2 separate regions of the Homo sapiens genome follow, and region 2 is linked to region 1. Evidence: chromatin contacts called from ENCODE Hi-C or POLR2A ChIA-PET data. All regions are on one chromosome and are shown on one strand. Each heading gives the region's core, a stretch centred on a gene start or an enhancer-like site at or near the end of the contact. The rest is flanking DNA. Distances are from core to core; before and after follow the strand shown.

Region 1 (3,452 bases), core at 297-2,796:
TAGCATTTGGAGTTTACTTTCAACCTTGAAGCCACTTTTTGGGGTTGTTGTTATTGCCAGCACAAATGTGATTATTTGTGTGTGTCTGGATGCCTCACTCACTATGCACATTGTGACTGAGACTGTCCCTTCCAGCTCCAGGAAACACTATCTTTCCTTCATTGGGTTCACACTAGCCGTGGTCAAAGGACCAGGAGTAGGGCTCTGCTGTCAGATCTGTGCACTGAGGGTGGCATAGAGACTGCAGACTATGGAATACTCCAGAGGCTCTGGACAACTGCTGGTTTCTGGTTAGCACCACACTCCTCGCCCTTCCTGCCAGTCGAGGGCAGATGCTACCAGCATGTTCAATTCTGATGGCAGCCATGCTGCTCCCCCTTGGGCCTTGGCCCTCAGCTCTCTGGGGCTGTTTGTGTGGTGGTTTCTCTAGAGGCAACATTTGAGTATGAGTATTTTTTTTTTCATTTGTTTCTGGGTTTTAAGCAGTTAGTAGGGGCACTCTTAGCCATTCTGTGGTCTTTCTGTTACTGTTCATTCTTAGATGGTGGTCGCAGATGTGTATAATCACCGATTCCACAAAATTTTCCAAATGGATGAAGGTTTAAACCACATCATGCCTCGGGATGACATTTTCGTGTGAGTACTCAGCAGTTTCTGCTGCAGGTCAGGTCAGAGGACACATTCTAGAGACTTTGCTGCATTCATATCTCCAGAACAAAAATGTGGGCAGTCATTGCTCATGTGGATTGGCCCTGACCCCTGGGTGCAAGAGATGGGTATTGAGGGCATCGTGGGCAGCCATCAGTGCTCAACCCCTCCTGCCCTGCAGAGCTAAACATTCTGATAACTCTCCTCAGCACAGCCACAGCCTTTTTTCAACAGTTTTGCCTATGAAGAAGGCCAAATCACTGCTCCTACAGATGGTCCTACCATCAGAGATGCCTTTCTTAAGAGGAATCCCAGCTGTGTGATGGGAAGATGGTAGTAGGGGTGTGGTACGGAAGGATCTTGTCCTTTCTCTGCCACAGGCTGTAGCTTCTCAGCGAGTACCATGATACTACCATCCCCAATGCAGAAATGACAGGGCTGATTTAAACAGCTGTTTTCAGCTCAAACATTCTGTAAGCTCTGAGACTGAGTTTCTTCATCTCTGTGAGGACAATACAAAGGCCTCCTCTGCCTTCCCACATGCTGCTTCATGGCTGCTCTGTGTAATTGTGTGTGTGTCCCTCTTCCAGGCACAGTGGTGTAATAACTTGCCGGCTGCTCCCATACATGAACTTGCCTGCTGCTCCCAGGCAGCCACTTGCCCAGGAAGTATGGAGCACAGCCGTACTGTCCCTCCCTCTTTACCTCTCACTCAGGAACTTGCCTCTGCTGAGAAAGGGTTTTAGGATTTTGTTTTGGTTTTTGTTTTTGGCTGAGGAATTCAGTATGTAAAGGAGATAGTTCCTTCCCTTTACATTTTTGGGCCTATGACTTCTAGATCTCTCTAAAAGGAATAGTTCCTAGCCACACCCAAGATCTATTTCTGTTCTCACTTGCACAGACACAGCCAAGAGCTGACACTGTGCCAAGGGCTAGAACATGGGAAAGTCCACTTTCACATATAACCCCAAGCCCTTAACATGGTCTCTGTAAATTCCAGAAAGTAGTGTTTTCACACACCTGAGCTGAAAGGAACTGGAGGATTACCCTGTGGGGAGCTTAGCAGACCACCAACAAAGGAATTTTCAGAGGGCCTATGGGCCAACCATTGGAAAAACAAATTCTTTTATAGATGAATTTGAATTGACAATTGTTTTATGAAAGCAATAGTAGCATCTGGTATTTTTATTTTATTTTATTTTATTTTTTTAGACGGAGTCTCGCTCTGTCTCCCAGGCAGGAGTGCAGTGGCGCAATCTCGGCTCACTGCAAGCTCTGCCTCCCGGGTTCATGCCATTTTTCTGCCTCAGCCTCCCGAGTAGCTGGGACTACAGGCACCCGCCACCACGCCTGGCTCATTTTTGGTATTTTTAGTAGAGCCAGGGCTTCACCGTGTTAGCCAGGATGGTCTCAATCTCCTGACCTCGTGATCCACCCGCCTTGGCCTCCCAAAGTGCTGGGATTACAGGCGTGAGCCACTGTGCTCGGCCAGCATCTGGTATTTTTTATTTTTTATTTATTTATGTTTTTGAGATAGAGTCTTGCTGTGTCACCCAGGCTGGAGTACAATGGTGTGATCGTGGCTCACTGCAAGCTCCGCCTCCCAGGTTCATGCCATTCTGCCTCAGCCTCCTGAGTAGCTGGGACTACAGGCGCGTGCCACCACACCTGGCCAATTTTTTGTATTTTAAGTAGAGATGGGGTTTCACTGTGTTAGTTAGGGTGGTCTCGATCTCCTGACCTCGTAATCCGTCCCCCTCGGCCTCCCAAAGTGCTGGGATTACAGGTGTGAGCCACTGTGCCCGGCCTGCATCTGCTACTTTTTAATGTGTTGTACACTGTGCTACTAAATTATTTAATTCTTACCACACCTTTTAAAGTGGGTAATCCCATTGTCCACCGAATAAATAGACTAAGAAGTTAGGTGCTTATTACTAGCAGCCAGAAAATGGCAATGTGGACCTGGAACCTGGGGCAGGTGCACTCCAAGGCCTGGTTCTTTACCACTATGCTGGACCACAGTATTTACTCGAGAGCACACCTTGGACATTTTTATGTATTAGAAATTCCTCCTTCATAAACTTCAGTCAGGACTGTTTGCTAGGCATTTGGGGAGGGGGGGGTGTGTGTGTGTGTGTGTGTGCGCGCGCGCGCGCACACGTGCATATGTTTAGTTTCAAAATTTGAATCAGTAAGTTTGTGTCTCCCCCTATAGGAAGAGGGAAAGACTACAGTCGGTTGCCAGCAATTTTGGTAACATCTGTTCCAGGATAAAACATCTATAAATCTCCTCAATCCCATGTATTCACTAAGTAAGACACATTTTTCAAAATCATTGATTTGTATCTAGCAGTTTCTTTGGTTATCTCTGATGTTTTTCAGAATTAGATACGATTCTTTCACTTCAGTGTTTTTGAACAAAGATGACAATTACTTTTATAAATTTGCTTGCTCATTTGGAAAAAAAGAGTTTGGCTAATATCCTAGGTGTACATCTTTGTACAATATTTGGTCTTATTAAAGGGCAGGGCACTCAATGCTTTTTTTTTTTTTTTTTTTTTTTTTTTTTGAGATGGAGTCTCGCTCTGTTGCCCAGTCTGGAGTGCAGTGACAAGATCTTGACTCACTACAAGCTCCGCCTCCTGGGTTCACACCATTCTCCTGCCTCAGCCTCCCGAGTAGGTGGGACTGCAGGTGCCCACCACCATGCCCGTCTAATTGTTTGTATTTTTAGAAGAGATGGGGTTTCACCGTGTTAGCCAGGATGGTCTCAATCTCCTGACCTCGTGATCCGCCCGCCTTGG
Region 2 (3,452 bases), core at 619-3,118, 240 kb before region 1:
TACTCCATCTCAAAAAAAAAAAAAGATTGTTTGGGCTGGGCATTGTGGCTCACGCCTGTAATCTCAACACTTTGGGAGGCCAAGGCGGGCAGATCACCTGAGGTCAGGAGTTTGAGACCAGCCTGGCCAACATGGCGAAACCCCATCTCTACTAAAAATACAAAAAACTAGCTGGGTGTGGTGGTACACACCTGTAATCCCAGCTACTAGGGAGACTGAGGCAAAAGAATCTCTTGACCCTGGAAGGCAGAGGTTGCAGTGAGCTGAGATTGTACCACTGCACTCCAGCCTGGATGACAGAGCGAGACTCCGCCTCAAAAAAAAAAAAAAGAAAAAAAAAAAACGATTGCATTGAAGTTGGGGCTTGAAAGTGCCACTTTCCGGCCAGTAACTCAGTAACTGACATTATCCAGTTTGTACTGTGGCCAGGCCACGGTGCAGAAGAAAATTAACTGTTTAGGTTTTATAATGTCAGTAAGTCCCAACTGAACGTTGATTTTGTTGTTTTTGTTTTTGTTTTTGTATGACAGAGTTTCGCCCAGGCTAGAATGCAGTGGCGAGATCTCGGCTCACTGCAACCTCCACCTCCCGGGTTCAAGCGGTTCTTCTGCCCCAGCCTCTCGAGTAGCTGGGACTACAGGTGTGCACCACCACACCTGGCTAGTTTTTGCATTTTTAGTAGAGACGGGGTTTCACCATGTTGGCCAGGCTGGTCTTGAACTCCTAACCTCAGGTGATCCACCCGCCTTGGCCTCCCAAAGTGCTGGGATTACAGGCGTGAGCCGCTAGGCCCGGCCTCTCTCAAGACCTTTTGCAACGGAAGTGGGAAGTGATCCTAGACTACTGGCTCCAATTCCCTAGAAAGGGAGCTGGTCTGGCGTGAGCTCTGGACCATTTTGGCAGGCTCCAAACTTGGTTTTGCCCTCTATAGCCTAAGGATGCGACACCATGCGGACAGAAGACAACAGCACCCTCAGCCCTGGCCCTGGCCAGCTCCCAACTGGATGTCCCTGCTGTTCCAATGCATGCCTAGAGCTGTGAAGACTGCTTTGGGAAAGGTGTTTCCTGGGGTTTCAGGGTACCCCCACTCAGGGAAAGAGTAAGTCGCCAGCAGCCTCATCCCACGTCTGCTTCTAGTGCCAAGCAGGGGGACCCAATCACACAAGTGGAGGCACCTCATCTCCATCCAGTACCCTCCCAGATCTCACAGTACCCTATCAGGCTACCCCCTTTAGGCGGTGCCCTCAGGAGCTCTCTGGCTGGAGGAAGGAGAGACAGAGAGGCCCTGCAAGCGCTGAGCTCTATCTATACCGTGTGCAGGTCCCGCGCTGGCTCCGCGGGGCACGGGGCCTGGAGGCAGGCAAACGCTAAGGCGAGGGAGTACGCACAGGAGGGCTCCTTATTGGTTCCCCACCTCTGAATTAAAGGTTTGCTGACTGGGGTCTCGGTAGCGGAAGCCTGGGCCCCAGACTCGCCCCTCTTATTGCCTGCTCGCTTCCCTTGCCTAGGGAGAAGGGCACTGGCGAATCACAGGCTCCCCAGTTGCAGCTACACTCGCCCCGATGCCCTCAGGGACTGTGCGGCAGTGGTGGAGAGAAGACAAGTCTAGTTACACCACCAGCTAGCGGCCGCGCTCGGACTGGCTCCCCGCGGTTGGGCTACTCGCGGGCTTCGCCCCGCCCGCCCGCCGGCCCCACGGCCTTAGCCCTGCCCACAGCCCCGCTCGGCCCCGCGCTGCCGGAGATTTTCGTCCGCTCCCGAGCGGCCTCAGCTCGACCCACGGCCGGCCTCCGGAGGCTAGCGCTTTCCGGGAGCTGGCGGCGTTATTAGCCCCGCCCACAGCCCGACTCTTCAGCCCCGCCCACCGCTGGCGACTTAATCCTCTGGCGCCACCTCCTGGGAGGCCGCGGACACTGTCTCCCTCTTCGGCCCAGAGCTGCTCCTGGCAGTCCACTCTGCTGGGCTCACCTGGGGGGCATCTGGAGCCACTACCAAGGTTGGGAGCTCTCCCTATCCCCAGCCCGAACCTGCCCAAGGCCCTGCGTCTCGCCACACGGAGCCTTCACAGGGACATGGACAGAACAATTCGTCTGACCCGAACTGAGACTCTAGGATAATCGCCACCAAAACTGGGGGTAGTGGGGCTAACCAGGGCCCCAGCAACCCGGTCTTCATGCTGCCCATGCCCTAGGCTGTCCTTAGGAGGGCCCCTCCTGCAGGAGCACCCGAACTCCAGCTGATGGGAGCCCCCACTTTGAACCTCTTGCCGAACCTCCTCTAGATCTTCTAGGGTCCCCACAGGGAAATGGTACCCAGCATTTCTCCATAGGTGCTTCAAATAATTCTTTGCTGCTCTACAACAGGAACAGAATTTCATCATCAGAATTAAACCTGGCCGGGCACGGTAGCTCACGCCTGTAATCCCAGCACTTTGGGAGGCCGAGGTGAGTGGATCACCTGAGGTCAGGAGTTCAACACCAGCCTGGCCAACATGGTGAAACCTTGTCTCTACTAAAAATACAAAAATTAGCCGGCCGTGGTGGCGGATGCCTGTAATCCCAGCTACTCCAGAGGTTGAGGCAGGAGGATCGCTTGAATCCGGGAAGTGGAGGTTGCAGTGAGCCGAGATGGTGCCACTGCACTCCAGCCTGGCCGACAGAGCAAGACGCTGTCTCAAAATAATAATAGTAGTAGTAGTAATAATAATAATAATAATAATAATAATAATAATAATAATAATAAAACCTAAAGTGTTTGGGTCATATTTAGAACTGAACACGCCTCACACTAGCCACAAGACCCAGACCAATAACTCCCTTGCCCTCTCTGGGCCTCAGTGACTTTGCCTCAAGGTAGTTGTGAGGAAGGTGAGCAAAACAGGGAAAGAGTCACCAATGGATTTGGATTTTTAAGATATTGAAATCCCAGGCCAGGCGCGGTGGCTCACGCCTGTAATCCCAGCACTTTGGGAGGCCAAGGCAGGCGGATCACAAGGTCAGGAGATCGAGACCATCCTGGCTAAAACGGTGAAACCCCGTCTCTACTAAAAATACAAAAAAATTAGCCGGGCGTGGTGGCGGGCACCTGTAGTCCCAGCTACTCGGGAGGCTGAGACAGGAGAATGGCATGAACCCAGGAGGTGGAGCTTGCAGTGAGCTGAGATTGGGCCACTGCACCAGTCTGGGTGACAGAGCAAGACTCCATCTCAAAATAATAATAATAATAATAATAATAATAATAATACAAAAAATGAGCCAGGCGTGGTGGCACACACCTGTAGTCCCAGCTACTTGGGAGGCTGAGGCAGGTGAATCGCTTGAACCTGGGAGGCGGAGGTTGCAGTGAGCCAAGATGGCACCACTGCACTCCAGCCTGGGTGACAGAGCGAGACTCCGTCTCAAAAAAAAAAAAAAAAAGGAAATCCCAGCGCTTTGGGAGGCCAAGGCGGGAGG

What was found. A loop is a pair of places that touch in the nucleus more often than their neighbours do. ChIA-PET counts read pairs that join two places held with the same protein, here RNA polymerase II (POLR2A). Pooled maps may share reads with other maps.
Region 2: a pooled map shows a loop between it and region 1 (2.4-fold over the local background). The contact joins two enhancer-like sites. A Hi-C loop is called at or near these places in 1 of 50 pooled maps. POLR2A ChIA-PET finds 5 or more read pairs at or near these places in 2 of 52 experiments (H1 and naive thymus-derived CD4-positive, alpha-beta T cell).

Annotation. Positions count from the first base shown.
Region 1 is chr3:49,295,054-49,298,505 of GRCh38, reverse strand. It overlaps USP4 (ubiquitin specific peptidase 4), which reads left to right. Exons shown (of 22, transcript NM_003363.4): 13 at 542-636. Among named protein-coding and RNA genes, the nearest start is that of C3orf62, 20 kb to the right of the region's middle. Within about 2 kb of position 1,546, at least 11 of the 41 ENCODE cell types and tissues checked have a DNase peak (open chromatin) inside an H3K27ac peak, as active enhancers do.
Region 2 is chr3:49,538,272-49,541,723 of GRCh38, reverse strand. No RefSeq gene overlaps it. Among named protein-coding and RNA genes, the nearest start is that of BSN-DT, 14 kb to the left of the region's middle. RefSeq lists a silencer at 1,532-1,761. Within about 2 kb of position 1,868, at least 24 of the 41 ENCODE cell types and tissues checked have a DNase peak (open chromatin) inside an H3K27ac peak, as active enhancers do.